Regions from separate parts of the Homo sapiens genome. Here region 1 is linked to region 2. A link is an interaction called in ENCODE POLR2A ChIA-PET data of the cell type or tissue named here. Cell type or tissue: Caco-2. All regions are shown on one strand. Each heading gives the region's core, and the rest is flanking DNA. Links, peaks and the distances in the headings are about the cores only.

What was found. Peaks named below come from ENCODE experiments on the same cell type or tissue, not always from the same donor. Only the 100,000 strongest peaks of a DNase experiment are listed, where the experiment ranks them.
Region 1: POLR2A ChIA-PET joins it to region 2 with 5 read pairs; 2 of 35 experiments call an interaction of 5 or more read pairs at or near these places.

The regions. Positions count from the first base shown.
Region 1 is chr5:80,881,468-80,896,950 of GRCh38, forward strand. LOC107986428 (a long non-coding RNA gene) reads left to right here and starts at 8,290. Exons shown (of 2, transcript XR_001742759.2): 1 at 8,290-8,511. In Caco-2, for the core only: no CTCF peak of the experiment used is centred there; a DNase peak (open chromatin) is centred at 8,634.
Region 2 is chr5:81,174,031-81,189,513 of GRCh38, forward strand. It overlaps RASGRF2 (Ras protein specific guanine nucleotide releasing factor 2), which reads left to right. Exons shown (of 27, transcript NM_006909.3): 18 at 6,145-6,251. Among named protein-coding and RNA genes, the nearest start is that of CKMT2, 52 kb to the right of the region's middle. In Caco-2, for the core only: no CTCF peak of the experiment used is centred there; no DNase peak of the experiment used is centred there.

The DNA of each region.
Region 1 (15,483 bases), core at 6,712-11,711, 290 kb before region 2:
AGTTTTACTGCCCTAAAAGTCCTCTGTGCTCTGCCTATGCATCCCACTCACCCCAAACCACTGGCAACCACTGATCCTTTCACTGTCTCCATAGTTTTGCCTTTTCCAGAATCATACAGTAGGTAGTCTTTTCAGACTAGCTTATTATTCACTTAATAACATGTACTCAAGCTTACTCCACGTCTGTTCATAGCTTGACAGCTCATTTCTTCTTAGCACTGAATAATATTCCATCATCTGGATGTACCACAGTTTATCCATTCACCTACTGAAGGACATCTTGGTTGCCTCCAAGTTTGACAATTATGAATAAAGCTCTGTAAACATCTGTGTGTAGCTTTTTACGTGGACATACGTTTTCATCTCATTTGGATAAGTACCAAGGAGTGTGATTGCTGGTAAATGTTGTTTTGTAAGAAACCACCATACTGTCTTCCATAGTGACACTACCATTTCACATTCCCATCAGCAATGAATCAGAGTTCCTGTGGCTCCACATCCTTGCTAGCATTTGGTGGTATCAGTGTTATGGATTTTGCCATTCTAATAGTATGTTGTGGTATTCCATTATTTTATCTTGCATTTCTTGGATGACACGTGATGTGGAACATCTTTTTATATGCTTATTGGTCATCTATATCTTATTCGGTGAGGTGTCAAGATCTTTGGCTCATTTTTTGATCTGGTTATTCATTTTCTTATTGTTGAACTTCAAGTATTCTTTGCATATTTTGGATAACAGTCCTTTATCAGCTATGTTTTTTGTCATCTGTGGCTTGTCTTCTCATTCTCTTGACAGCGCCTTTCATGGAGCAGAAGTTTTTTATTTTAATGAGGTCCAGCTTATCAGTTCTTTCTTTATGGATCATGCCTTTGGAGTTGTATCTAAAAAGTCATTGCTATGGCCAGGATCATCTAGATTTTCTCCTCTTCTATCTGCTAGGAATTTTGTAGTTTGCATTTTACAATGGTCTATTTGATTTTTTTGTGAAGGGTGTAAGGTCTATATCTAGTTCTTTTTTAATAGACTTTATTTTTTACAGCAATTTTAGGCTCACAGCAAAATTGAATGGAAATATAAAGAGGACACTTGATTTTTAAACTGAGTATCCTAAGTGATTCCTTTGCAAATAAAGACTCAAGTTTTAAAAAGCACAGCCATATTGCCTTCAAAATGTTATTCATCAGAAGAGGTCACTTCTGCAAATAACAGTGGGCCTTTAATTTCTCCAAGCTTTTTAGATTACTTTTTAATGGAATATCAGGCAAAAGCAAACATTTAAATTGCATTTTTGTGTTATGAGATTTAAAGGAGTGTCTATGAAGAGGAGGCATAATACTTCAATCTTTTGATAAACTCTACAAGAATAGTATTTTGTATTTTCAATGATATTTCAATCATTTTACAGCATTATCAGGAAAGGAGGTAACGAAAATATTCCCAAGCACTAACTCTGCTTCATGACCTTGAGCATTAAGTTTTCCAGCAATCAGTAGCTTTGGTATTAGCACACAAGCTAGGTTTCTAAACTATTATTTCACTGTGGGTACAAAAGCATGATAGAAAAGAGTGGTTGGCCAGGTGTAGTGGCTCACAGCTCTAAACTGCTGGGAGGCTCAGACAGGAGAATTGCTTTAAGCCAGGAGTTTGAAACCAGCCTGGGCAACATAACAAGACACGCTGTTTTAAACACAGGAAAAAGAGTTGTTAATGAATCCAGGAATTAACTCATACTTTGTAAGCAATAGGCATATAAGTCCCTGTGTAAATGGATGCTGATCAGCAGTGGTTTAACTTATACTGCAATATTAAATGCTCCTAAAACAATCACTCCTATATTAGAAGACTTGGAGTAAGGTTTGAATTTTAAAAAAAAAAAAGAAGAAAGAAAAAGTCCTTCAGTTCTCTTGCAGTGGGAAAATGCAGTTTCTTTTTTGTGGGAAGGAATAAATTGAATAAGTTGAAATAGTAACTTTCTTTTTTCTTTTTTAAGGTTTTTCCTTTTTTAGGTTCAGGGGTACATGTGCCGGTTGTTATATAAGTAAACTCTTGTCATAGGGGTTTGTTTACAGATTATTTCGTCACCCAGGTACTAAGCCTAGTACCTTACTAGTACCTAGTAAGCTCTCCCTCCTCCCACCCTCCACCCTCAAGGAGGCCCCAGTGTCAGTTGTTCCCCTCTGGGTCCATGAGTTCTTATCATTTAGCTCCCACTTATAAGCAAGAACATGCAGTATTTGGTTTTCTGTTCCTGCCTTAGTTTGCTAAGGATAACGGCCTCCAGCTCCATCCATGTTCCTGCAAAGGACATGATCCTGTTCTTTCTATGGCTGTATAGTATTCCATGGTGTATATTTACCACATTGTCTTTATCCAGTCTGTCATTGATGGGCTTTTGGGTTGATTAGTAGCTTTTTGAATGGTAACTTTTCTACAGAAGTACCAGAGACTTCAAACTATCTGATTTAAATGTAAAAAAGACATTTGTTAGTGGCAGGTGAGTGTAGGTCATTAATTGCAAGACACCTAATTATATTCAGGCAGTTTGTGACTGGCCCTAAACCAGAAGAGAAAAATGTTATATAAATGCTCAACCATAGCTAAGACATTGTTAAACTAAAATGACTCCTTCACAGTGGCAATTTATCATAAATCTGGTCTAAATGAATAATTGCAAACTTAGTTAATAGTGATAGATTCTCTTAAGTTGCAAGAATAGAAACAGTGGCCTAACCTGGGCTTATGGAAGAAGAGAAATTGGAGTCATTTTCAGAATACAGCATAGTTTGATTTCTGTTAGTCACTCTATCCACAACAAGCTTCCTTTCTCACTGCCTCTGTTTCTCCAGGCTTGGCAGCTGTTCCACCATTATAGAGAATCAGTTTCTCTCTGTCTTCAGTTTTGCTGCATCTGCCATTACTGACTTCCTGCTCTGTTGTCTCTTTGTTTTCTGGCCTTTTGCTTTCCTCTGGCTTAACTGCCTTCTTTCCAAGTGTCTCTGTTCCTGCCCCCTCTACCAATTTACCAATTTCTTACTTCCTTTGTCCTTCAACTGTTTAGGAAGGCAGACCTGATTGGTTATGTTAATGATGGTAGTTCCTGTTGTACAGGTTTTTTCTGGGGCCTCCACATGGACAGCCAGCTAGCCTGGAGAGTAGCAACCTCTGGCGTGGAATTCCCTGCCTATGGCCTTGTAAATTGATGATTGAAAGGTCCTAGCAGCCCAGTGTGTCCTTCACTTCTTTCTGTATTTGCTGATGCTGTTTCTCCCTTCTCTCTTAGTGAACAATTTATAACTTCGTACGTGGTGTCTTTTGCACCTGCCTGTACCCATCACCCTCTCACATGCTACTTCCCACTCCTCTATCTTTTCTTATTGTCCCAAACCTATGATGTTTGTTTCTCTGAAATGCCTTTCCTCTGGCTTCCCAATGACTCTGAACTTGCTGAGCAACTTATAGCTTTGGGGTAGAAAGGATTAACTTGAATTCAGTGGGTTGTCTTAGGGGTGTGTGTGTGTGTGTGTGTGTGTGTGTGTGTGTATTTTAGTCACTGAGTTTCACTTTACTAGGAAGAGGATCTAAAGGGGAACCAGAAGGGCCATAATTTTTTATGACATCTATCTTTCACTGTATTTGGAGGAAAGAAAAATTCTTCCCCTTAGGTCATGATTTCCACCCAAAGTGAGGATATGCAAAGAGAGCACTAACCAGCCTTTCTTTAGGCTCCAAAGATACTCATCGGACTGTGACTCATCTGATCATTGGTTGAAATATGAGTGACACAGCATATGATATACATTCAACTGAGGCTTCATGGCTCAGTACAAACAGCACTTCTAGTGCTGGCCCTGCCACTTAGTACCTTTAAAAGAGTTACAAAGATTTAGACAGTTGTAAAACCTTCAAGTGGTTGGGGTTGTTTTGAACAAGTTCTTAGTTACAGACAACAGAACATACTCCCCAGTTTATGAAGACAGGAATTTATTATGGGGTCTATTTAGCTTTCAGAGTTTCTGAATGAGCTAGAGGATCAAGCCTAGATATTTTATGAGAAGCAGTATGGTCAGGATCAATGACCCACTGTACTGTGCCAGTAAAAAGTTCATTGCTACCACCTCTCCTTTGCTGCTCACAAAGATAATGACTAGACACCAAAACACTCCACTGCAACTGTTGCAGAAAAACCAAACTCCCAGATGATACCTGCCTGAGCAGCCATGGTCTTCCCTTACAAAATTCAATTCTGCTTCCAAGTCTCTCATAGATATGTGTCTTTGGTGAAAGGCAGGCCCTTACAGAACCTTAGTCTCAAGGGAATGGGAAAAATGCAGACTTTGGCCTTCTGGCTCTTGTCCACAGGAAGGAATCTGACAAATGAGTTAGAGTCCTATTGATTGAGCTGCTCTGTTATATCTGTCAAAGAAGTTATTTTGTTTCCTCTTTTGTTATTGAGTTTTATTTCATTGTGGTCAGAAAATATCATCTATACCATTTTGACTATCTTAGAAATTCTCCTGTTATATTTCTTTAAGTGTTCCCTGAGTGCTTGAGTAAAAGGTGCATTTCCTGTCCTCAGGATATAAAGTTGTATGCATGTATATGTAAAATTTTATACCATTAGATCAGAGGTGGGAAAACTATAGCCTATGGACCAAATCTGGCCCACTGCCCATTTTAGTAAATAATGTTTAGTTTGATTACAGCTATGACCATTTGTTTCTATAGTGTCTGTGGCTGCTTTTACACTACAGTTGAGTCGTACAGCAGAGACCATATGGTCTGCAAAGCCTAAAATATTTATTATTTGATTGACCCTTATATCAGATCCTATGTCAATTGATTATATTAATCACATTTTCTATGTCCTATTTTATTTTATTTTATTTTATTTTATTTTGAGATAGAGTCTCACTGTCACCCAGTATGACTGCAGTGGTGTAATCAGGCTCACTGCAGCCTTGACTGCCAGGCTGAAGCGATCCTCTTACTTCAGCCTCCTGAGTAGGAGTAGCTGAGACTACAGGCACATGCCACCATGAGCAGCTAGTTTTTGGTGTTTTGTAGAGATGAGTGTCTCGCCATGTTGCCCAGGCTGGTCTCAAACTCCTGGATAGAAATGACCCTCCCACCTCAGCTTCCCAAAGTGCTGGGATTATAGGCAGGAGCCACCACGCCCAGACCCTATTTTATATGATTTTAATCATATGAATTATACTCTGCAGATTATCTATATAATTTTCCCTCAAATTTGTTCAATTTTTCTAGAACTAAGAAGCATATTAAACCTGATACTTCCTTATTTATGAAGTTTTTGTTTTATGTACTTTGATGCTTTATTTGCCACATAAAGGTTTATGCCAGTTATATATCTTCATTATAGATTACACTCTTCATCATTCTACTGTAACCCACATTGTTCCATTTAATGCCTCTTGCGTTACATTCAACTTTGCCTGATATTAACATGATGACCTACTTTATTTGGGTTTGCATTTGCCCAGTATATCTGTAACAGTACTGTTTGGGTTTTTTTTGTTTGTTTCTTTGTGTGTTTGTTTGTTTTTTAGTTCTAGTGACTTCACTATGTCTCTTGAAGACAGCAGATAGTTAGAAACTCTGACCCTTTTTTTTTTTTTTTTTTTTTTGAATAGGTGAACTTGTCCTTTATACATGAACTGATACAACTGATATACTTCTGGGATCCTATTATTTTTCTTTCTTTCTTTCTTTCTTTTTTTTTTTTTTGAGACAGAGTCTCACTGTGTTGCCCATCCTGGAATATAGTAGCACGGTCTTGGCTCACTGCAACCTCCACCTCCCAGGCTCAAACAATTCTCAGCCTCAGCCTCCCAAGTAGCTGGGATTACAGGTATGCACCACCACGCCCGGCTAATGTTTTGTATTTTTAGAAGAGACAGGATTTCACCATATTGGCTAGGCTATTCTCAAACTCCTGACCTCAAGTGATCCGCCTGCCTCAGCCTCCCAAAGTGCTGGGATTATAGGTGTGAGCCACCGAGCCTGGCCCTATTAGTTTTCTTCTTACATATCTCTGTGAAGGTTTTTATTCTTCTGTTTTTCTATATGGCCCCTTTTTGTTTTGCCCATCATCCCATTAGTTCTGTTGGGATTGTCTTTATAACCGAAAACAATCATATGTTTCAGTTTTTCTTCTTAAATACTACAGCCCGGGTACAGTGGCTCGTGCCTGTAATCCCAGCGCTTTTATGTTTGTTGTTGTTGTTGTTGTTGTTGTTGTTGTTGTTCGGGATGGAGTCTTGCTATGTCACCCAGGCTGGAGTACAGTGGCACAATCTTGGCTCACTGCAACCTCTGCGTCTCAGGCTCAAGTGATTCTCCTGCCTCAGCCTCCCAAGTAGCTGGAACTACAGGCACACGCCATCATGCCTGGCTAACTTTTGTATTTTTAGTAGAAGTGGAGTTTCACCATATTGGCCAGCTGGTCTCAAACTCCTGACTTCAAGTGATCCGCCCACCTCGGCCTCCCAAAGTGCTGGGATTATAGGCGTGAGCCATCATGCTCGGCTTAATTCAGAGCTTTGGGAGGCCCAGAGAGGCAGATCCCTTGAGCCCAGGAGTTCAAGACCAGCCTGGGCAACATGCTGAAAACTCGCCTCTACTAAAAATACCAAAAAAAAAAAACAAATTAGCTGGGTGTGGTGGTGCATGCCTGAGTCCCAGCTACCGGGGAGGCTAAGGTGGGAGGATCACTTGAGACCAGGAGGTCAAGGCTACAGTGAGCCATGATCACACCACTGCACTATAGCCTGGGCAACAGAGTGAGACCCCAGGTGTGTGTGTCTGTATGTGTGTGTGTGTATGTGTGTATAAAACTACAGAAAAATATGTGCTGCCAATTCTCTTACACTGATTTCCTCCTATCTCTTTTGGCTCCTGTTTTGTTGATGTATTCTGGATTTTTTTCTAAGTTCATTATGATTGAATTATTCTTTCTCATTTTAACATTAGCTTTTCTTCAAAACTTTATTACAGTTATAGTCTATTTGGTATCTATACTTACACGTATTTTTGTGTTTATGTTTAACTGGAAGTGATGCTTATTTCTAGCTTTTCCATATCAAAACTTTCCTGCGAGTTCTTTATTGTGATGCATCAACTTAACTGGATTATGTCTTCAGTATTTTTTAGAAAGGATTCATGGTTGCTATATTTCCTGAATTCCCACATATGTGAGCCTGGCTTTCTTTGGTTTGTATGTGTGAATGGAAGCTTGGCTTTTTAGGGTCTCGTTTCATTCAAGCCTTGTGAACTTTGCATCATTGCTTTTTGGCACCTAATGTTGCTAAGGAGAAATGTAAGGTCAGTCTGATTTATTTTTCTTGGGGATTACATTTCCTTATGGTGGATAGATATTCTCTATCCTTGAAGTTCAACACTATAACCAGAATTTGTTTTATTAATGAGTAAGTTCTATTAATTTTCCCTAAAACACAGCCCTTTTATTCTACTTAGTCTAGCTTTCCTTTTATACAGAAAAATTTTCTTCTACTGTGTATTTGAGCATTATTTTTTTTTTCTGTTCTCCTCTTTAGAAAACTATAGGCCAGGTATGGTGGCTCATGCTTATAATAACAGCACTTTAGGAGGCTGAAGTGGTGGATCCCTTGCACACAGGAGTTCAAGACCAGCCTGGGCAAATTGCAAAACTCCGTTTCTACAAAAAATTAGCTGGGTTTGGTGGTGTGTGCCTGTAGTCCCAGCTACTGCAGAGGTTGAGGTGGGAGCATCACCTGAGCCCAGGAGGTCAAGACTGCAGTCAGCCGTGGTCATGCCACTGCACTCCAGCCTGGGCTACAGAGCGAGACCCTGTCTCAGAAAAGAAAAGAAAAACTGTTACCACATGTTGACGCTATTGAATTCTATATGGGACCTTTTTAGTAATAACTTTTATCTCTGTAACCCCAGCTATTCTTATCCTCCATTGCTCTCCGTTTCTCTTTCCATTTGTTTTCTTCAGATCCTAAGATATCACAGCCCATGTTTTTTCTCTAAAACTTTAAAAGTTTTCAGGAGGAATCTTCAAATGTATTTTCTTTTTTTTTTTTTTCCAAAATAGGGTCTCCCTCTGTTGCCCTGGTTGGAGTACAGTGGAGCAATCATGGCTTGACCTCCTGGGCTCAGGCAGTCCTCCCACCTCAGTTTCCCAAGAAGCTGAGACTACAGGTGTGTACCACCATGCCCAGCTAGTTTTTGTATTTTTCGTAGAGTCAAGGTTTCACCTTGTTGCCCAGGCTGGTCTCAAACTCCTGGGCTCAAACAGCCCTCCTGCCTCAGCCTCCCGAAATGCGGGGATTATAGGTGTGTGCCATCACACCGAGCTTCAAGTGTATATTCTGCATTTATCTTTTTCATGTTATAGCCCTTAATTATAAAAATTATTTTTGCATAGGTTGCATACCATCATTTTCCTTATCTTTGAGTGGGGACAGTTCTGCATAGACTGATATTTGCCCAGTGTAGTAAAAGTAAGTATTAATGCACCTGCCTTTTCCTAATGCTTTTACCTTGTAATCTGTGTGGTTATTCAGTTACTTTCAGCGGAGATAGGCAGGGAGCAGCAGAGAATAGTGATGCTGAGCAGCAAATCAGCCAGCCCACTTTAGGTATGCTATCTCCAAGCATGCAATCACTGTTATCTGTTTCTTTTTTTTTTTTTTTTTTTTTTTTTTTTTGAGACAGAGTCTCACTCTGTCGCCCAGGCTGGAGTGCAGTGGTGCGATCTTGGCTCACTGCAAGCCCCGCCTCCTGGGTTCACGCCATTCTCCTGCCTCAGCCTCCCGAGTAGCTGGGACTACAGGCAGCTGCCACGACGCCTGGCTAATTTTTTGTATTTTTTAGTAGAGATGGGGTTTCACCGTGTTAGCCAGGATGGTCTCGATCTCCTGACCTTGTGGTCCGCCCACCTCAGCCTCCCAAAGTGCTGGGATTACAGGCATGAGCCACCGCGCCCGGCCTGTTTCATCTTTCATCACTAGTGTATGTCTAGTCTGGTGTAAGGGGAGAGTAGTGGACAGTCCCAGGTTTCTCATGCTCTTCAAATTGGAGGACAGTGTGAGGTTCTGTGGCTCCCTGGCCATTTATTTAAAAGGTCCAGTCTTACTTATTTATATTTAGTCATCTTTGCTCTACAGCAAGCTGGTTCCCTCTGCTGCTCATCTCTTGACCTCTCTCCCTGGTTAGGAAACTACACAGGAGGAAATAAAAATGGCATGACCAATGGACATAACCATACATACTGTATGGCTATGTATGTATGACTCCACGTATACCCAGAGTAAAAAGAAGCAAAACCAACTTACCCCATTAGAAAACCTCCTTTGGTGAAGGACAAGGCAGCCTTCTGTGGTGATGGTAATATCCTGTATCTGGAGATTGTTACCACGTGGAAGGTCTTAACTATAAGTTGTCCTGGTTCTTGATAAATTGAACAAAACACAAAGCAACAAAAGAATGAAGCAACGAAAGCACAGATTTACTGCAGCAAAAGTACACTCCACAGAGTGGGAGCAAGCTGGAGCAAGTGGCTCAAGGGCCCCAACTGCAATGCTCTTTAGGGTTTTTATTAACTAAAAGAATTTGGTTATACCCCTAAGTACCCTTTAGAGGCCTCTGATAGGTTATACACTATGCAAATGAAGGATTGGACCAATCAGAGGCTGAAGTGGAGGCTTGTCCTGTGACCATTCAGAGGCATTTCCCATTTGTGACATAGGGGAGAGGAGGTTATGTAGAGGGAGGGACCTCTGGCCCCTTGTCCCTTGGGCATGGAGAGGTGGGGTTTTCCTTTTGGTCCAATTTCAAGAAGTCAGCCACAGATTGGCCTTAGGCTCCCTCTTTCCAGACCTTATTCTCCTGCTTCATTTCCTCCTAAGAGACATGATTCCCATGAATCTTTATGGGAGACAAAGGAATCGACGGCCTTTCTTCTGTAACTGCTTCATGATGATTGGGGCGCAGTCCCTACCTATTGGGGACCATGGAACTCTCGCCCCGTTCTGTCTAGTGGAGACAGGATGACTTCTTGATGACCGGGGCTGGCATTGTCACCTGGAACTGGCAGGAAGTCCTGCTACATGATCATTTGAAGCTTAATGGCCTCAAGGCAAGAAGAAGTAAATCTGGTTAAAAGATTTAACAAACATTGTCCAAAAATCAGTACAAGTATAATTATTAATAATGGGCCAGCCAGGGGAAGGAGCCATGAAGCCCACCTTAGTGCCCTTGACCAGGAGCCCCATGACTTGGACAGCTGTTGTCGTATTTCAGAGGCCTGCTCAGCTAATTGTCAGCCAAAATCCCTTACTAATCCTGATTTGGTTGATATAAAATCAGCATTCTTCCTCTACGGAAAGACATAAGCCACCTTTTTCAGCAGTTAGGGTATCCAGTCCCCTTCTATTTTGTAAAGCATCCACTGCTAAGGAGTCTATCTGATTTTCTATGGTGACAATGCTCTGGACAATGTTTTCCAGGCTGTCTGAAAGATCCTTGGACAGCATTGGTAATAGGATAGGGAAGTTGCAAGCCTGGTAACTCCTGTTTCTACTCCTGCAGTTATTCCTAACCTCATACTAAAAGGGGCATGAGTTGGATGGTTCATTTGTGCCTGGCGGTTGCAGTTATAGATATAATGAAAGACTGGTTATTGGGAGGCATATTGATCTTGGAGCTAAATAAACAAGTGTACAGATTCGAGTCCAATTGGCTGGTAAACATAAGTAGGAACTAGTCTCACATGGGAAAAAGGCTTCTTGTTTTTCAAGACAAAAATTGTTCTCTATGGTGAACGTATGAGTTAGCTTGTTGTTTTCACTTTCCCAAGTGGTTAAAGTCCTTGCTAAAGTGGCCCCGATTAAAGGCTGGAAGGAGCCTTGGGAAGTATCCTGAGTTGCTCCAGTGGTTTTGTTCTTCCCTCAGTGTAGGTAGTTATGCTTAGTATCCACCAACAACCACCTAGAGGTATTTTCATAATGGGGAACTAAAAGGCAGCTAGATGTCTCAGAGTTAGTACAGTCTTCCCAAGGGAAAATGTGAACACAGCTGGTGGGCCTACCCTGACAGTACTTAGACAGTACTTAGTACTTAGACTGTGAATCCTTTAAAGTACCCTTAACTAGGGGTGGTTTCCCTGAAAACTGTACAGGTTTCCTAAATGATGCAGTCTGGGTAACTGCATAGCTTACATGATCATGTGAGGGGTTAATACCTAGGGTATAGCTGCATTGATGACTTTTCAAAATTTTTGCTTCTTTTAATACAAAGGGCCTGACCAAAATTTTTGCTTCTTTTAATACAAAGGGCGCATGGAATCTTAGTTCTGTGTGCATTGATATTGAGCCCCAAATGGGTTTTTGAGGGGATGTGACCCCAGAAAGGTTGCTTTGGTAGGACTGGAGAAGGTTTACTGTTTATCCTGTCATTGTAACCTTTGTCAATTTTGTAACTTTGGAGTCATATAAGTCATCCAGGTTCATTAATTTGAAGGGGATTCTTCCCTTATGGTTCAGGTGAGATAGGTCATTTTTTCAGAGGCCCAAGATTGGGTTGGGATTGGGATGGCAGCATATTTGGATGATGATGGAGATAGACGAAGCCAACAGTGCTTTGCCAAAGGTGGACTGGTGGTATTTAACAGTCTTTGTGTTTAATTAATGTTCTTAATAAATAACCAGAATTCACTAATTGCCGGAGGGGTAGGGTGAGCCCCACTGAAAAATTAAGCTAATTCCCTGTATATACGGTCCAGTATACACAGGCCATGGCGAATCATTATGGGAGCCAAAAGCACTTAAGTGTTATTTTGTCCTTTTGAATAGGAACTTCAGGTCTTCGGGTAGTGGTGATGGGAGCTTCAGGTTCCAGGTCCAGGACTTCAGGTATGGCAGACTTGATCCTGGAACGAGGTATCCAACTATCTAATGCTAGTACTTTGACTGCAGAAGGCATAGCCAACACCACTGAAAAAGGTCCCTTCCATTTGGGTTGTAGTTGTTGAGTGGGGGACCCCTCTTTCCGTGTTTTAACAACTACCTTATCTCCTGGCCTGACCTTGAATTGCTGGTTAGTTCCTGATGTGGGAAGCCTTTGAGTTCCAAACTTTTGTAGTGCCTGCTGAAATTGTCCTAGGTTAACTAGGTACTGTATTAAACCAGCCATTTCTGGATCAGTAATTAGATCATTAGTTAAAAATGGCCTCCTATATAGCATCTCATATGAGCTCATATGTATTTTTGCTCTCTAAAAGTTGTGGATTCTTAAGAGGGCTATGGGCAGTAAGCTGACCCAAGTTTCTGATGTTTCCTGGCATAGCTTAGCTAACACCCATTTCAGAGTTTGATTAGCCCTTCTTTCCCAGAGGATTGAGGCCTCCGTGCTGAATATAAATAGTATTTGATTCCGAGAGCCTTAGCAACCCCTTGAGTAAAGATGGGCCGTTATCACTTTGGAGGCTTTGGGGTTACACAAACCAGGGATTATTTCCTTTAAGAGAACCTTTATAACTTCATTAGCCTTCTCTGTTCTGGTAAAGTAACCTTCAACCCAGCCAGGAAAGGTGTCTATTAGTACTAACGATAGAGACAGGAGACAGCCAAATGCCACCCAGATCATTGTGCACAGGGAGCTTGCCTAAACATGGCCACGTTGAAAAATTCTGTCCCTTAATACATGCACAGTAAGGGAAATAAGTCAGTGTGGAGTGGCTCAGACTAAGGGCCCCCCTGCACACTGTAAGAATGGTGTGGAGCACCAGGAATTCACACCTTCTCTCAGGAGGAGCCTGGCCTCTTCAGCCCCTGTGTGGTGGCCTGGTATTCAGTCTGTGAGGTGGGAGCCTGTTGGCAGGACCCCCTCTTTCTTTGCTGAGAGCTTTCTTTTCACCTAATAAATCTGCCCTCCTCGCCCTTCAATGTCTGTGTGCCTAATTTTTCCCAGATGTGAGACTAGAACCTGGATTTTAGCTGAACTAAGGAGCAGAAAATCCTGTATCACTAGCAAGAACTTGCATCCTCTGCAGGCTGGCATATGGGGAAAGTCCAATTGCCTGGATGAGTTCACCTTCTCTGGACTGGTTCCATTAGAGGAGGCATTTTGTTTCCTGAGTTGTTGAATGCACACAGTGAGCAGGCTTGACAGACCTGCTTAATCACCAAAGCTAAGTTAGGCCCAATAAAGAGCCTGTTTATGATGGCCAGAGTAGCATCTCCCCCCATACAGAAAGATTCATGCAGGGTGTTTAGGCTGGGCACTGTGGCTTATGCCTGTAATCTTGCCACTTTGGGAGGCCTAGGTGGGTGCATCACTTGAGGCCAGGAGTTCAAGACCAGCCTGGCCAACATGGCGAAACCTCATCTCTACTAGAAATAAAAAAAAAAATTAGCCGGGCATGTGGTCTGCACCTGTAATCCCAGCTACTCTGGAGGCTGAGGCAGGAGAATCGCTTGAACCCAGGAGGCAGGTTGCAGTGAGCCAAGATCATGCCACTGCACTCCAGCCTGGGTCACAAAGCGAGACACTGTGTCCAAAAAAAAAAAAAAAAAAAAAAGTCATGCAGGGTTTTTATAACTTTCCATTGGGCTGTTTGAGGGAGATATATACTTTTGATCCTGTATGCCACCAGGATCCTTGTTTTTGTCCCCCTCGTTCTTTTATTAACTACTCTTCTGTGATGTGTATTCAGATTCTACTGGGAATCATAAAAATGGAGGCAGTGCTAAGATTTGTTGAGACTGCACCCCATGGGCTGCTGCGTTGGCTTTCTTAGTCTTTTTGTTCCCGTGTGCTATACGGGTTAAGTCCTTTTGATGCCCCTTACAATGGATTATGGATATGACTTTTGGCAAGTGTATCGCTTCCAATAGTTGAAGAATTTCAGACCCATGCTTTATGGGGGAATGTTTACTAGTTAGTAGTCCTCTTTCTTTCCAAATTGCAGCATGAACATGAACCACAAGAAATGCATATTTAAAATCTGTATAGATGTTAACCTTTTCCCCTTTTCCTAATATCAGGGTTTGAGTAAGAGCAATTCTATCAGCTTTTTGTGCTGACATGCCTGGGGGCAGCAGCTGGAAATCAGTAATGGTATTGTAATTTAATACTGCATATCCAGCCTGGCATTCCCCACCCCCACCCCACCCTGCATTTGACATGAAGCTACTGCAATCTATGAATCTGTCATCCTCTGAATCTGGGAGGGGCTGATCTTTTAAATCATGTCGGATGACATATGTGTATGTGATGACCTGCTCGCAGGAATGATTAATTATTGGGCCTCTGGGAAGCAATGAAGCCATATTTCAGGGTGTTATAGGTTTAAGGGTAACCTCTGGATTGTCCAGGACCATAGCCAGGTATTTGGTTAACCTTTCTCCTGTCATCCAGATACATCCTTTTATTCCTAGGACTGACTTTACCTGATGTGGGCTTAACACTTCCAGTGGTTGACTCAGGGTGATTTTAGTGGCTTTCTCCACTAAAATAGCAGTGGCTGCTACTACTGCCCACAGGCAGGTTGGCCACCCTGAAACCACTCCATTCAATTTCTCTGAAAAGCAAGTGGTTGGTCTGGGTTCTGATCCCAATTTCTGGGTTAGCACTCCCACAGCTATACCCCAAATACTGGACCTGTTGGAGGGTGAATTGAACCTTCTTTTTGGACACTTTGTATTCAAGTAAATTCAAGTTTCTCAAATGTCTGCCAGTAAATTCAAGGTTCTTACAGTATTTTGGTCAGATGCGTCCCAGGTTGGACTACACACAAGAAGGTCATCAGCATACTGGAGTACACTCCCGTTTCCCAATTGCAGATCCCTCAGATCCCTTTTTCTTTTCTTTTTTTTTTTTTTTTTTTTGAGGTTGAGTTTTACTCTTGCTTCCCAGGCTGGAGTACAGTGGCACGATCTCGGCTCACCACAACCTCCGCCTCCTGGGTTCAAGCGATTCTCCTGCCTCAGCCTCCCGAGTAGCTGGGATTACAGACATGAGCTACCATATCTGGCTAATTTTTTGTATTTTTAGTAGAGATGGGATTTCTCCATCTTGGTCAGGCTGGTCTCGAATTCTCGAATTCAGGTGATCCGCCCTCCTTGGCCTCCCAAAGTACTGGGATTACAGGCATGAGCCACCGCGCCCAGCTCCCTTAGATCCCTTTCTAAGGCTCAGGCAAAAAATAAAATAAAATAGGGGCTATCCCAAAAGCCCTGAGGGAGTACTGTCCAACTAGTTGTATTGTCATTGTTCTCTGCCGTTAGGATCTTCCCATTCAAAATAAAAAGGTATTGAGATTCTAGGGCCAGAGGAATGGAAAAGAAAGCATCTTTTAAGTCTAGGACTGAGAACCATTCCCCGGCCCTTGAGTTAAAAGAACATATGGGGCTGGGCACAGTGGCTCACGCCTATAATCCCAGCACTTTGGGAGACCGAGGCGGGTGGATCAT
Region 2 (15,483 bases), core at 6,320-11,319:
AACCCATATGTGTAGCACACAGCATGGCAGCAGAAGAATGGAAAAGAAGGGATAAATCTAACAGGTGCTACCAAAAGTTCACAGAATTTATTGACTGAATGAGAAAAACCAAGGAGAGACAAAGAAGAGTAAGGTGTCCCACCTGAGAGGTTGAAACCATGGCTATCCCATGAAGTCAATGGGAAAGTTAGATTGGGGAGCAGTTGGAAGAAAAGACACATACACTTGGTTTTTAGATATGTTTCTTAGGAGAGGAGAATGTGTCATTAATATGGACATGTCTAATAGGAAGTTTGAAATGAGGAGTTTGGGGTACTGTTGGAACTGGAGGTGTCAGGTTGGAAGGCATAGAAAAACCACAAGATAGGGCATGTCCCCAAGAGGGTGAGAACTGAATGGGGACAACCCTAGAAAAGAGGAACCAAGGAATCAGGCAGAGGTGGAGAGGCTGGAGGGTCAGGGAGAGAATGAAGAGAGTGTTTGGCGACAGAGCAAAGCAGGCACAGTGACAAGAGGAGAAGCATCTTCTGCTTTTTCCTCAGCATGTTTCATAGCAAAGCACAAACTTGATTACCCAGGATTTCAGGGAAATTAATGCAGATTCTTTAAACATAGTGCTAGTAATCAGATTGTCTATATCAGTCACTTTTAAACTTTTTTATTGCAATCCACACTAAGAAAAGCTCTGGTCCACATAATTGTCACATAAGAAATGTGATGAGTTTGGGAAAAGAGCACATTTTGAGGAAATCTAAGTTCCCATTAGACAAGTAAAGGTTTTGCCTTAAAATCCATGACAATATGAAACATATCTGTCTATTTAATAGTGGTGTCATGCTCTCACACTTCAAAATTTAGAAGAGAGATAGAATTAAAAGGAAAGCATTTTCTTTCTCCAAATAGCCAAATAGCGTCTTCTCTCATACCTTTAAGTGTTGGTTTACTAACTTGCAAGAGAAACTTAAGGCTTACACTTTGGATCCTGGCACAGGGGTGTAATTAAGAGCACTCTAGTTTTAGAAATGGACAGACCTGGGCTCAAATCCTGGTTCTCACACTTCTTAGTTCTGTGACCTTTGCCAAGTTTCTTAGCCTCTTTGGTTTCCTGTTTCTTTGCTTGCAAATTGGGATAACAATGTTTAACCTATGCAGTTGCTCTTATGTTGAAGAAGCCGCATTACTTATGGTACTATATTTAGCACTTGGTGGGCATGTGATGAATGGCAATTGTTATTATTGCCTTGGTTGTGAGGGTTAAGTTATAGACCACTTGTAAAGCTCATAGCAAAGCACCTGGCACAAAGCAGCAATAAATCTTAATGATCTTTCCATAACAGCAACCAAAGAGTAGAAATCCAGTTGTAATCCAAGTGCACGGTAGTATACAAACCAGTTACATGCTTTTATCTTGCCTACAGTTCTTTAGAAAAATATCTACTGGGGCTGGGCGCAGTGGCTCATGCCTGTAATCTCAGCACTTTGGGAGGCTGAGGTGGGCAGATCACCTGAGGTTGGGAGTTCGAGACCAGCCTGACCAACATGGAGAAACCCCGTCTCTACTAAAAATGCAAAAAAATTAGCTGGGCATGGTGGCGCCTGCCTGTAATCCCAGCTACTCAGGAGGCTGAGGCAGGAGAATCACTTGAACTGGGAGGTGGAGGTTGCAGTGAGCCGAGATTGTGCCATTGCACTCCAGCTTGGGCAACTAGAGCGAAACTCCGTCTCAAAAAAAAAAAAAAAAAAAGGAAAAAGAAAAATATCTACTGGGCAAAGCAAAGCACATTGATAACATTGATGCTGTTGGACAGATTACGTCCCATTTGTATGAAATGAAAAATGATGCATCACTGAAATGGCATTCTTAATTCCTAATTTGTCCCAAATGCCCTTGGGACAATTTAGAAATGCCCCAAACCAGATGTCATCTCTCCAAGAGACATGCCTGTAGCAGTTTGATCATTTTTTGTAAAAGGGGGTGCTGTATACTCATTAGCTGTGATTGTTTTAACTGTGCTGTCATGTGTGAAGCTGATCGTGCATTCTTGCTATGACATAGACATCGAGGTCCATGCCAACATGCTTCCAATCAGACATGCCCATCTCACCACTTTTCACAGTCTTTAAAGCTATGTGAACAATTTTCTACAACTTGCCAGAGTGTCTGCTGCAAACCACCACCTAAATGGGGAGCTCCTTGGACAATATATTTTAATTTAAATATGGACTACACTGCTAATTGGTGGCAGTAATCATGTGGAAGCCATTCTCTCCTAAAATCATAGATCCACCCCCAAGAAGTCCTTGTACCATTTTCTGGAAAAGAAAATAGCAAATATTTGGGGGGCTTTAGACATCTTTGACATGCGCAGCATAACCCAATTCTCCATAATCCGGGAGAATCTATTGTATTAATATCTCACATGTGGAATACATACTGTATGTTTAAATTAGAGCTATCTAATAGTTCTCATATCTGAAATTCTTGGCGGTGATGATGGAGGGGTGGGGTGGGGAGCATCAGGTTCCTGATCCCTGTGCCTACTGATCATTGCACATGTGGACGGTTTGTGCGTTTTATAATTTTGGATTGTGAGCTCTTCTTCAAGGGCTTTCTCCATGGTGATCCCAGTGCAGGCTGAGGTATGTGTTCCTCGGCAGAGGTTTTGCATGTGCTTTTGTTGGGGTCCTCAGGGTCATCATTGGCCTAGGCCACTTTTTATTTTAACTTCTCATTAGATGGGTATACCATACAATAGTGATTCAACCTGAGCCTCTGGCCTGCAGGAAGTGGGCTGTGATTATCTCTTCTTGAGGAGAATGTTTCCACCCTCTCCCACAACCCCACTGAGGCAGAGGCAGACAAGTTTCTTAGTAGTCTCCTTTTGCAGGTAGGATAAATTTTTTCCCTGTTACGTTCTTTTATGGAGGGGTGGTCCTTTGAGAGTTCCAGGTTTATGTGGGCGTCTCAGTTCCCATCTCCCCATTCCCACTTCATGAAGGTCCTGGGGCTTCTTCTCCTGAACCATGTGGATGTTACAATCCCAACACCATGCTACTGATAGCCTTCCCTCCCCTCAGCACAGCCAGCATCAGTTCAGAGACTTGGTTCTGCTTTTCAGATCCCTCTGTGTGTTTGACCATGGAAAATTCCTTACTTTCTTGAGAACTCAGCTATGCATTTAGAAGGATATTTGTTATATTTTACTCAGAATTTCTGTTTTTAATAACAAAAGATTTTTTTTCCAAGATACTTACTCTGCCAAGAACACATCATCACCATCCTCTGACAGAATTAAAATGTCCACTGGTGGGTGGAAGATGCCTGTCTACATTCGAAGAGGAGTAAGGAGAAGGGGCCTCTGGCCTTTAGAAACTTAGAGATTTTTTTTTTTCTCTTAACTCACTCGTTAGCTCCGAGAATTATTCTTTCAGTCATTCACTCAGTTATCCTTACAGTCATATATCATGCAATACAACTTAGTAAGTTCATACTATGTAGGCTTTCATTTTTCTGCAAATGTATATTGTATACAGCTTCTGCTATGTGCCAGACAGGTGCTTGTGCCCAGTAAGATCATACTAGATCCCTGTCTTCATGGATGACACAAATATTAATCTGATAATCACATCAATAAGTGTACAATTTCAAATGTGCTAAGTACCATAAAGTAGATGTGTGTGGTGCCGTGAGATATGTAATGGGGGCTTTGTCCAATTCAGGCTGGAAAGCGCTCATTTGGAGAAGTGAAATTGGAAACAAAAGTGGCTTTCACTAAGTGAAAAGAGGAGTGATAATTGTTTCAGATATGTAGCAGTATGTGCAAAGGCCCTGGGGTAAGGATGAATGACTAAAAAGAAGTGTGGTGAAATGGAAGAAGGAGAGAAAAATATGGTTTCAGAAAAGACTGAGAGGAGCTAGGGCTAAACCACCAAAGACCTTGTAGTTTGTGTTCAGGAGTTTTGTATTTATCCTAAGAGCCATCTAAAGAGCTTTAAGCACTGGAACAACACATCCTAATTTTCTTTCTAAAATCCTAAAGATCTTTCTGACTTCAGAGAGGAAAACAAATTTGAGGAGGCAAGAGTGACAGTAGAGACCAGCTGGGAGGCTGTTACAGGAGACCAGAGGCTATTACAGTAGACAGAGTTGCTGGTAGCTCAGCCCCAGTTTTGGTTTTGTAGATGGGAAGACATGGGACAGATTTGAGATTTATATAGCAGATAAAATTATTAGGAAACAGCATAAAGATAGGACAGGAATAATTCCAAAGTTTCAGGTTTACATAACTGGAGGGAGGGTGGTATTTCTTTACTGAGCTAGGGAACACTAGAAGAAGACAAAGTTTGGTGTAAAGGCCATTGGTTATTTATTTATTTATTTTTTGGACACATCAAGTTTGAAGTGTGTTTGAAACATATAACAGGAAAATAGAAAGAGACAATTGGATATTGCGTATATGGATCTGGAACTCAGAGAAGAGATCTGGAGATATAAATATATGACTAATTTGCTTGTAGGTAATCATTTAAGTGGTAGGCCTAGACGAGATTTCCTAGGGAGCGATTATAGCCTGTCCCCTGGATATAGGGACATGAAGGTTATTGGTAGGACCTTAAATGGGAGCTGTTTTGTCGCTGAGATGGGATAAGAAGCTTCGAGTAGGATGTAGAGAGAACAGGAAGTGAGGAAGTTGAATCAGTGAGTATAGACAACTTTTTTTTTTTTGAGACGGAGTCTCGCTCTGTCGCCCATGCTGGAGTGCAGTGGCGCCGTCTTGGCTCACTGCAAGCTCCGCCCCCCGGGTTCACGCCATTCTCCTGCCTCAGCCTCCCGAGAGGCTGGGACTACAGGCGCCCGCCACCACGCCTGGCTAATTTTTTGTATTTTTAATAGAGACGGGGTTTCACCATGTTAGCCGGGATGGTCTGGATCTCCTGACCTCATGATCCACCGCCTTGGCCTCTCAAAGTGCTGGGATTACAGGCATGAGCCACCGTGCCCAGCCTAGACAACTCTTTCAAGAGGTTTGCCACTGAAGTTATGTAAGGCTTTAATTGATGTTTAAAGGAAATGTGATTTCATTGTGATTGGAAGGCAGAATCTTTTAAAACAGTGTGTCAGTGGAAAAATATTAAAATGGTTTCTTGATAATGAAAAGGTAGCCAAGATAGAGACATTAGCCAGCACAGAGAAGACTCAAAGACAGTGAATCAAGATTGATTTGTAATCGTAGCTAACATTTATTACAGTCTCACTGCTGTGCAAGTGCCATTTTAAATGTTTAGCATGTATTAAAAGTCTTAATCCCACAACAACTTTATGAGGTAGGTACGCTTATTATCTCATGAGGAATGTGGGAAACCGGTCACCAGAGAGGCAACCTAACTTGCCAGGGTGGGAGAACAGTGATTTAAGAGCAGGCACTCTGGTTGTGGAATCCATGGGGTTTTTGTAAATTTCCTTTTTAATTGACAAATAATGATTGTAGATATTATATTCTTATGGGGTACAATGTGATGCTTTGATATAGGTTTATGTCGTGGAATGATCAAACCGAACTAACAGATCTATCACCTGGCATATTTACTATTTGTGTGTGTGTGGTGAAAACATTTAAAATCTACTCTTGTAGTATTTTTTAAATACACATTCTTAGCCGTGATGCTGTACTGCTTCTCAGTACAGGGATGCACAGTAAAGTGTTTGAATCATCCATAAGCCAAGATATGGCCTAATTCATCTACAGATATTGAAAATGTTATCGGTTGTGCAGTTACTGCGAGGCAAAAGTATAAATTAATGCTGACTCAAATACTTGGTTAAGATTCCTTCTTGGCTTTGTATTATAGAGTAAGACAGGCATAAATGGAGGTGTCAGGAGAGCAGCTTTAGCTTTAATCAGTGGTCTTCAATAAATATGTGTGCATTATTTATTTAATTGCACCTGTAACCGCACGAGGGCCTTGCTGCTGAGAGAGTAATAGGTGAGCGGAATTCACAATAGTCTGAAGCCACGCGCACCTCTCTGCCAAGAAGTGTCATCTGTGAGTTTCGTTAACCAATGTCCTAAAATATATGACCTTTTCCAGGTCCCTAGGGAGTGGCTTTAACTGCAACACGTGTGTGTTTCTTTTTCTCCTAAGGCTTTAACAACACCGAGAGAACATGTGATAAAGAGTTTATTATACGGAGAACGGCTACCAATCGAGTTCTGAACGTCCTCCGTCACTGGGTCTCAAAGCACGCACAGGTAAGTCAGTGCCCTCATTAATTACTTGCAAGGATTTTTTAAAAAATCATCTTTTTAAGTTGTGACACATGTAAAACACCTCCCTACTCTTTGGAGTTCAATGTGAAACCTTGACACTGGAACTTAGGAAGGGAAGAAATAGGCTAGGCATACAGATCAAAGCAGACACAAGTGTCTTGCCAACATCCACTGTTTCAGATCTGCAAATGACGTGACACAGTGAAACGGGGCTCCTCTGTCCCTGCAGCTTCTGAGGAAACAGCACTCACCCATGGGCACCTGAGCCACAACAAGGCCTCTGTGCTGTGCCACCTACCCTGGGAGCACTTTTCACAGGGTCTTCTCTGTAAGTGGAGCTATGCTTGAGAGGCTGCCAACTGCAGTGGTATCCCCGCCCCCCACCCAGCTAGACACAAACCTCACGGTCCCCCCTGGAGGTAAATAACACTCTGGGATCTGGTCAGGGAGTGCTTTCTGGGCCTGATTCTGGAGATATTTTGTCTCATGCCCGTTGATGTTTTGGGTCCCAATGCTGTTTTTAAATTGTGTTACACTGACAGGACACCCACTTGTTATCTGTTTATGTGTTTTCAGTGCACGTTTGTAGAATTTATTCCCCTTTCACAAAACAAGTCAGGTGCCACTTTGCCCCCCTGATGTGATGCATGCATAATGCTTTTCTTACCCACTGCCACATACCAGGCAGGCCCTCCTGGACACCCACCTGCCTGGCACCCTGCAAGGAGCATTTGAGAGAGAGAATGGGCCCTGCCTGGCTCAGAGCAGAACATGTGCAGCATATATTAAAAGAAATATAATCAAATTGTCAGTCTGCTAATGAGAATCGTGTGTTATAAATGGCACTCCCATGGGTAGGTATTCCCAGGTCTTTATTATTAGGTTGGTGCCAAAGTAATTGCAGTTTCTGCCACTATATTCACAGAGCCCATCACATGTCTGCTGCGTGGTCCTCGGTAGTGACAGTCTGTTCAATAGGGTCACCATGAGGGCAGGCTCCTGAAACCCCTGTGGTAAGGGAATTTACTAATTAGGAAAAGTGGCATTTAAGCCTCACCACAAGTAAGCCCATAGAAGTTCTTAAATATTAATTAAAGTAATAAAGATAGCATACTAAATAATGTAAACATTCCATCTTACACATCTTAAATAAATAGAAAAAATTTAATCCTCTATGATTCAAATTCCAAGAACCATCCTTAGTGCATGAGAAATGTCTAGTCTCTTTTCCCTGTAGTCTCAGTGAGCTGCTGGTAAATCCATTTTGCCTCACTGCAGATAAAACACTATAATGAGTTTTAGCATTTACAGTTTTTCCACTGTCTGATGGTCCATCTTATTCCTCTCTGATTTTTTCTCAAGAATCTTGACAGTTAATTCCTGGGGCCCACAGTGGCTTCTAAGATGCAAAGTAGCTTTGCATCTTAGATAAGGCTGAGCTGGTTCTCTCCCCTGGCCTCAGCTCCCCTCCTCCCTTCCAAATCTTCTCCCCAGAGCCCTCCAGCCTTGGTTCCCCTATTCACCTTACTTCCCTTTTCTCAATCCCCAGTGCCCTCTTTTTCTAATTATCTCAAACAGGAATCCCTCCCAATTCACATATAATTTTTACAGTAGCTACAAAAGTACCACAAAGCAAATGACAGAATGCTGGGAGTTTTTTATTTTTGGTGAAAAAATTCATAGATGGGGAGAGATTAGTGTATGGAAGCCCTTTACAATAAAGAGTTTTACAGTAAGGTTTGCCACCTGATTTGGCAGCTGAATTGTTTAGACGGTTCAGCTGCGTTGCGACCTGAGTGACTGCAGCTGTGCTTATACATGAGCAAGCTTGTCCATCTCCAATTCCAGTTAGAGGGATCCCAGCTCCTCAGACTCTCCCTCCAGCAGGGGCATAGGTGAGTGATGTAAATAGCTCAGGGATCCAGTCTTCTCTTCTGACCTCACCATTGGGTAAAATACAGACCCTGGCTATTTCGTTCACTGATGTGCCCAAGGAAGTTCTTCCCATAAGGTCTTTCCTTACCTCCCCTGCATGCATGAGTGGGCCTCAGGGCTCTATGGCTGGTTATCAATGCCCTGGTGCAACCTTGTCATGTGAATCTCCTGTCACCTTCCTCATCCTCTCTGTATGAGTACACGACCGTGTGCAGGACATTTCTGTGAAATTTCCACTTAATGGGAATTGCTTTAGGGCATTTTTTTTCTTTTTTGCTGGCTTTAGTGTCCAGATTCCCTTTCTTCCTTTTACTGACTCACTTATGGCTGCCCAGTAATCATTTGGCCTCCACAATGGGTGGTTTGAGCAAGTCAAGGCAGGCTCTTGGTGATGGATTGGTAAATGGTTCGAATAGACAGAGCTGCTCTCAGCTCACACAGTCTTCGGGCCTCATTGTGTGCATACTGCCTCCTCTCACCAACTGTGGGCCTAGCCTGGGCCATTTCATTCAGAAGATGTGAAGGTGGCCCTGGCTTCACAGAGCCTAAGCAAGCTGACTGTTATGGTGCTTTCAGAGTAACAGCCCATCTTGGTATCTTTATCCAAGTTTATCTGCAGGTCTTTACTCTCCCAAGGCAGCATATAGCTATAGATGGGACTGCTGGTCTGAAAACGTGTGCTATAATCCAGCTGTCAACCAACCCTCACCCTTATTGTTTTTGGTTTTCACATCATAAAGCGAAGGGCTTGGATACGATGATTTTTAATTATCTGATTCACTTTGTACTAGTTGAGTCCATTTAAGGAAGAATATAGCATTATTGTGGCAACCTGATTATTTTGAATCAGTAGCTTTTAAAAAATGAGTAGGAAGTTGTACTCATCTCAAAACTACAGCCAAGCATGGTAACAGTTACATTTTTTCTCACATGGTGAACTACCCAGGGAGGCCACTTCGATTTCTAGAAACAGAAAAGCTGTAGATCCACATCAATCAAGATGTAGATTTACCCACAGATCTAGAGAATCAAGGCTGCCACAGAGTGTTCGACATCATCTAATTATTTCTCACTTCTCATCAAAGGTAACTAACATTGGCAGATACTACCTTGAGCTTTATTCAGGAGAATTAAAAAGTTGCAGAAGTGTGGGGTTAGGGGTTGGTTCTCCAGAGAAATAAGAATGCCCCAGGATGTCACCTCCTAACTCTACCCCATGTGGTGCTAGGATAGCATTTCATCTTCTGGAGCCTTCTAGTTTTTTCTTTAGTTAATATTTGGGGAGGCTAGGATGTTCCATTTTTAGGGGGTTCTAAAAATCTTCCTATGTGAATACATTCTGGCCTATTGCTCCTGATTTTGTTATACCTTCTCACTATTTGTTGCCTTTTAAGTTGAAAGTGAAGCCACAGGCCCAAACTGGGTTTCTCTCATGTGCCTTGTCTATCAATCAGCAGAGGGAACAGCAGCCCAGAGTCAGGGGACCAGTGTTCTTACTCCAGCTCTGCCAACTGTAGCTCCTGTGGGGCCCCAAGCTGGTCTCTCCACCTCTTCGGGTGTTAGTTTCCTCTTCTGAAAATGAGAACAACCATCCCTGCTTTACCTCTCCCAAGGATGTGATGAAGTTAAAGATGATGCTGAATTAAGCATAAAGCATGATATTGATGTGTGTGATGAAATCCCTTTTGGCTATGGACAGGAGAGATGCACATTTCATCACCCTACAACCAGCCTGTAAGCTCCTTGCTTGTCTCATTCATCTTTGCATCTCCTTTCACATAGTTCTGCAATGCTGAACACATGGCAGATGCCCAGTAAATACTTGTCAAATTGAGTTTATAGTTTAATGTTTCCACTGTTCATTCTCTCCTGGAGGTCATTTTCTAGCCTTTAAAGTTTCCAAAGTCAGCCCAGACAGAGACTATGATCACTAATGGATCAGAAATCAGGGCCATGTGTTTAGACAGTCTAAGTAAAGGAAGTGTTTTCATTAGAGGTCTACATGCTTCTTGAGCATCTCCTGCTGGGAGGCCTTACATATCGTTTACACAATTCCCAGGTCCCTGCAGGTTTCAGACCTGTAGTGCTATTAACCACATGTTCCCGTGATTGCTTTTGTCCTCTGCGCGCAGACAGATGGATGGGGGCTGGCTATAGACATTTCAGATCTGTGCACAAGACTCTGTCGAAGGCCTTTCACGTATGATCTATAGCAATTTTTGTTTTCCTCAATTACCGTATTGACCAACCAATTCTGAAGAGATGCTCTGTCCATTTATTCGAGGAATTTCACAGACCATGAATGACGCTGGTAAAAGGGCTGCAGCTGTGTCTGCAGATTACCACTGGCGCCATCAGGCTCTGGGTACTGTCTGAATGACAAGTGGCCGAGAATGAAACAGTCACATATTTTCTTAATTGGAGGCTTAGGGGCATGTTTTTAAAACATGAGATCAGACAAAAATGACCTACCTACATAAAAATCTCCTCCCCAAAGGAGTTTACAGAGGAACACTGCTACTCCTTTTTCTGTTTTCTCACCTCCTTGATTCATTCACTAATAAGAATTGGGCACCAGAATGTTCCAGACATTGGGGTAGGTGTGGGAGTGACCAAGATCCAGGCAGTCTCTGACCTCAAGGGGCTTCCAGCCATTGGGAAAATGCCCACTAACAGCCACTGGACTTAACGTAATTATGTGTGTGGCCGGCTGTTAAATCGAATTCTTCAGATTGTTTCTGACGTTCAGGCAGAGGACCAAAGGCACAGGGGCAGGTAAAATAGGTAGCAGCAACAGCCTGCATGGCCTTAATGGAGTGGCTCGGCCACCTAAGCAAGACCAGCTAAGAGCTCGTGAAATCAATCCTGCTAGCAATTGTGATCACCCACCTGTGGGAAGTTGAGGTAGGAGAGGTCAAGGAGAGGGAGATTTCCAGAGAGAGGCATCTGTGTAAGTTCCCTACCACTATGGGGAAGGTGGGGAGATGCCTCCTTTTCACTTCTAGCCACATGGGAAATGCTTCAAGGAAACCATCCAGCTAGCCTCCGTGTTAAGGTGAAAGGTGCTGGCTGGGCAAAGTGAAGAGTGGTGGATGCTAGGAGTGAGCTGTATTCATATGTGTTTGAGTGAACCAGATGGGTCCATGGGGAGTCCAATCTGGATGGCCCTGCATCCTGCCCAAGAGGACGGCCTGGAGGGGTGACGCGTAGACAGACGCTGGGTGAAAAAGACCACTGGCAGCCCAGGGCCTGGGGGAGTTGAAAATGACTCACAGGAGGACAGACATTGCCAGGGTCAGGGGAGCTGGCCATAAGTCTCCCACAGAGAGGTCTCCAAAATCTCACCAAAGTGCCCCACACAGGAAAAGCTGGCCACTGCCCACCTGCCACATCTAGAGAGAGCCAGGGCTGGGCTCCCCTTACACTATCATACTAAATTATTGCTTTCCCCTGGACCTGAGGTACAGGATCAGAAGCAATAGCCAGCTAGTAGAGAGGTGGTGGAGACAGCAGAAAGGGCCTCCTGTGCAGGCCACTAGGATGGAAGCAGCCCACGCCAGGGCTAGAGGGAGGCTGGACTGAAGTTTTGAAGAATATACTGAACTGGACATTTTGACTGTTGAAATGACACCATTCTTATAAGCAAAAAGTACTGAAAGACATTGGTGCCTGCCCAGAACTCCATGTCAGGTGGGGAAGGATAGGCTATCAACTGGTTTACTGGGACTGGCAAGAAGCAGTAATGCCATTTGATGATTCCGTTATTACTTATGATACAGGGAGTCTAGGGTCCCTTGGGAGAGCAATTTCACAAAATCTATCAAAATAGCTCAGCTGTTATATTTCTAACTCACTCCAGTTCTCTTACATTCATTTTATGGTGAACAAAGAGACACATTTTTAGCTAATAATGAATAACTTGAGTTTACATTTCAGTTAACATGCTTTTTGGCATTTTTATTGAAATATCACATACCGCATATAAAGGGCAATAAACTTCAGTGTGTAGGTCAGTGACTTTCTGCCTCTGTATACGCCCATGTAACTGCCACCCAGGTCAAGATCTGGGACATTTCCAGCACCTGAGAGGGGCCTCCAAGTCTCTGCCCCTCTTCCTGTTACCCCATGCTCTATTAGTTTTAGTATTGTTCCCATTGACATTATGAGCTTTTTATATATTCAGGACAAAATCCTTTATCTGTCAAATGATATTCGTTTCTCTCAATTTGTTCTTTTACATTTAGCATTGCTTATGGTATGTTTTACATATATGCACCCTTTTCCCATTATAAGAGGGTTTTATATATACTCTATCCTATAAACACAGACACACACACGCGCACACACACAAAACAGAGTCCTTTTCACTCTTTCATTAAAATATATGTTCCCTAACACTGTCATAACACAATTAACAAATAAATATAGTCTGAGGTAGAAGACAGGAATTAGCGGATCTCACAACCACACTCTAGTCACTCATAGCAGCTGAGGTGAGAATTTTTACGTCTCCAAAAATCACAGTAGGAGTTAAATTCAGTCCTCATGTGTCTTTGTAGCAGAGATCTCAGAGCTGGGGGTACTTCGAATCCTGTTGGAGGTGTGAAGTTAGGGTGATCTTGATGGAAATCCCTGCTCTGGCATTTACTGGCTGTGTCTGAGCAAACTATTTAGCTCCTCCAGGCCTCCATTTCTTCATCTGTAAAAATGGGGATTAATGCCACTTTTTCCTCTGTGGGAGGGTGAGGATTATGTGAGTTAAAACATACAGAGTAGCCATTACAGATGGAGGCTCAAAGCACTGCAGATGCTGCTCTTGATAGAGATAACCTTGTGAAAGCGGCATCTGGTCCAAACCCAGACCTTCAAGCAGGCCAAATGCTGTTACCCCCGTTTGACCAGTGAACCACCTAAGTCTCAAAGGGGTTTAGTCAGCATCGCCCAGGTAAACTTGCTGTGATGGTGGAAATGTTCTATGTCATGGTGCCCAGTACAGTAGCCTCTAGCCACATGCAGCTAATTGATCACTTGGAATGTAGCTAGCATGGCTAAAAAGCTGGAGTTTTAATGTTATTGAATGGAATTAAATGTTAATAGTCCCACGTGACTAATGGTTACAGTATAAACAGCACAGTTCTAGACCACTCAAAGGTACCATAGGGAAACAGACCCAGCTGTCAAAATTCCTTCCAGTCTCCCACAGTGCCTCATTCCTCTGAAACAAGAACCCGACCGGGTGGTCTCCACGATGGCTCCAGCAATAAGCCTGCTGAAGGGGGCACACCTATATTAGGTTTGTGGAGAGGAAAACAAAACCTTTATGTAACCTCAGAGTCACTGTTATCTCAGAGAAGACCATGGCTCTTTCCCAGTAAAGGAACCAACCAATGAGCATCCGTCTGCTCCACAGAATTTAGGTTTTGGGGCTGCAGTCCCAGATCTGAGGTAAAGTGGGGACATGCCCTCTGACTTATTAAGGTGGAAAAGTGTGTGACGGTGTGATGGCCTCTACTTAGTGTGCTCAAGGTCTCAGGGATCAGATTTTCCCAGAATGTGAGTGGACATAGTTCATCTCTTCCGTTTCTTATTTTGACAGATGACAGGGGCGGCTTCTAAATTTTTTTGTTGACTATTTGGCATTGCCTAGTGAAACACAAAATTCAGTGTTGAATTAGAGCACTGAGTTCAGGTTTGTTCATTGTTCTTGTTCATTGTTCCAAATCTGAAATGGAGGTTGGGCTAGGACAAACACAGCACAGAATTTTCGGTGTGGGCAGGAGAATGAAAAGTGAAAGAAACAACCAGCTATTGAGCAGGCAGCTGCTGTCACCTCTCCTGACGTTCCTGGCCTGCTGCTGTCACCTCTCCTGACGGCTCCTGGCCTGCTTCCAGCCCTGCCCTCCTCATCCATCCGGGCTCGTGTCAGTTGGCCACAGGGTACTTTTCTGTCACACTCCTGGCCTGGTCTCTGCCCCTTAAAGAGCGGATCTTCTCTTCCATTTGCAAGGCAATCTCAGCATATGGGGGCCTGACCTTTGAGATCTTTATAGGAGAAAGATGCCTCTCTGCTGTGAATAGGGCTTTTGTCCCCACTTCCTGAAGAAGTTCAAGACTTTAAAAGCCCCTTTCCCTAAGCCTTCACCATGGCTGGATGAGACTTCCAGTGCAGAAGTGTGTCACTAGGACTCTGAGCAAGGAGGACGAACCATTGAATTGCATAGAAGTCATCTAGGAGCAGCCTGAAGTTTGGTATCGGTTTAGTTATGATATGGGGCACATGGTCTTTTATGGGTGACTTGAGAACCTGATTCTTAGAATGAAGGTAGGTAGCTTCCTCTGTGAAGATGGATTCTGAATGACAGAAACCCAATTTAAAAAAAAATACTGTATCACTTACTTTATATCAGACACTGTTTCAAGTTGTTTTCAAATATTAAGTCACTTACTGTGACTCCACTCGTTTGAGGGAGAGGAGGTCGATGTTGTTATTACCACTGCTTTACAGATGGGGAAATGGAAGCTCAGACTGAACCATTTCCCTGAGGTTCCACCGATAGCAAATGGCAGCAGCAGGTTTCAGTCCCCGCCGTCTGGCTGCACAGTTTTTGCCGGGAACCCCCAATCTTGCAGCCTCTCCATCTTGCAGGCCAACTGTTGAGATGCAGACCGCTCAAAATGTGAAACATAAAAACCCGCTTCTGACTCAGGACAGTGAGAATAGCACATGTCAACACTGCCAATGCTTTCCCTGTTTCTCAATCTTTCCTTAGGAAAGTTACTTTTGACCCTGAGTCTATTTTGTGTTGCTCAAAGGATTTGTACTTGCTAAAGGCTGGTGCAGGGAGGAGTGCTGTGCCCCTGCTGACAACCACTGCACCTCCCAGGCTGAGATGGTGACAGCAGACGCCCCGGCCAGCCTCCCCAGGCCACCTGCCTGCAGGAAGTACAGTCAGAGCTGCCCGCGGTGAAGGGCCAGGAAACCCCCGCTGTTCTTGAAGCCTCAAGACCCCAGATATCCCACCTTGACAAGTGGGTGAGATGCTGCCCACTGCTCAGGCACCACAGAGTGCCACGAGGCTCCTGGGCATGTCCCCAGCTGGTAGGACTGATGGGGATACCAGGAATAAGAAGATAAAATTTGGTCTCAATGTGAAATGCTAGCAGCTATGAGATGTTTTTAAATGACTAATGAGTTGTCTGCTGCTTCAGCCTTGCAAATGGTGTTTTATGTTTTTTTTGTTGTTTCTGTGTGTGTTTCTTTTTTTTTTTTTTAAGAGAT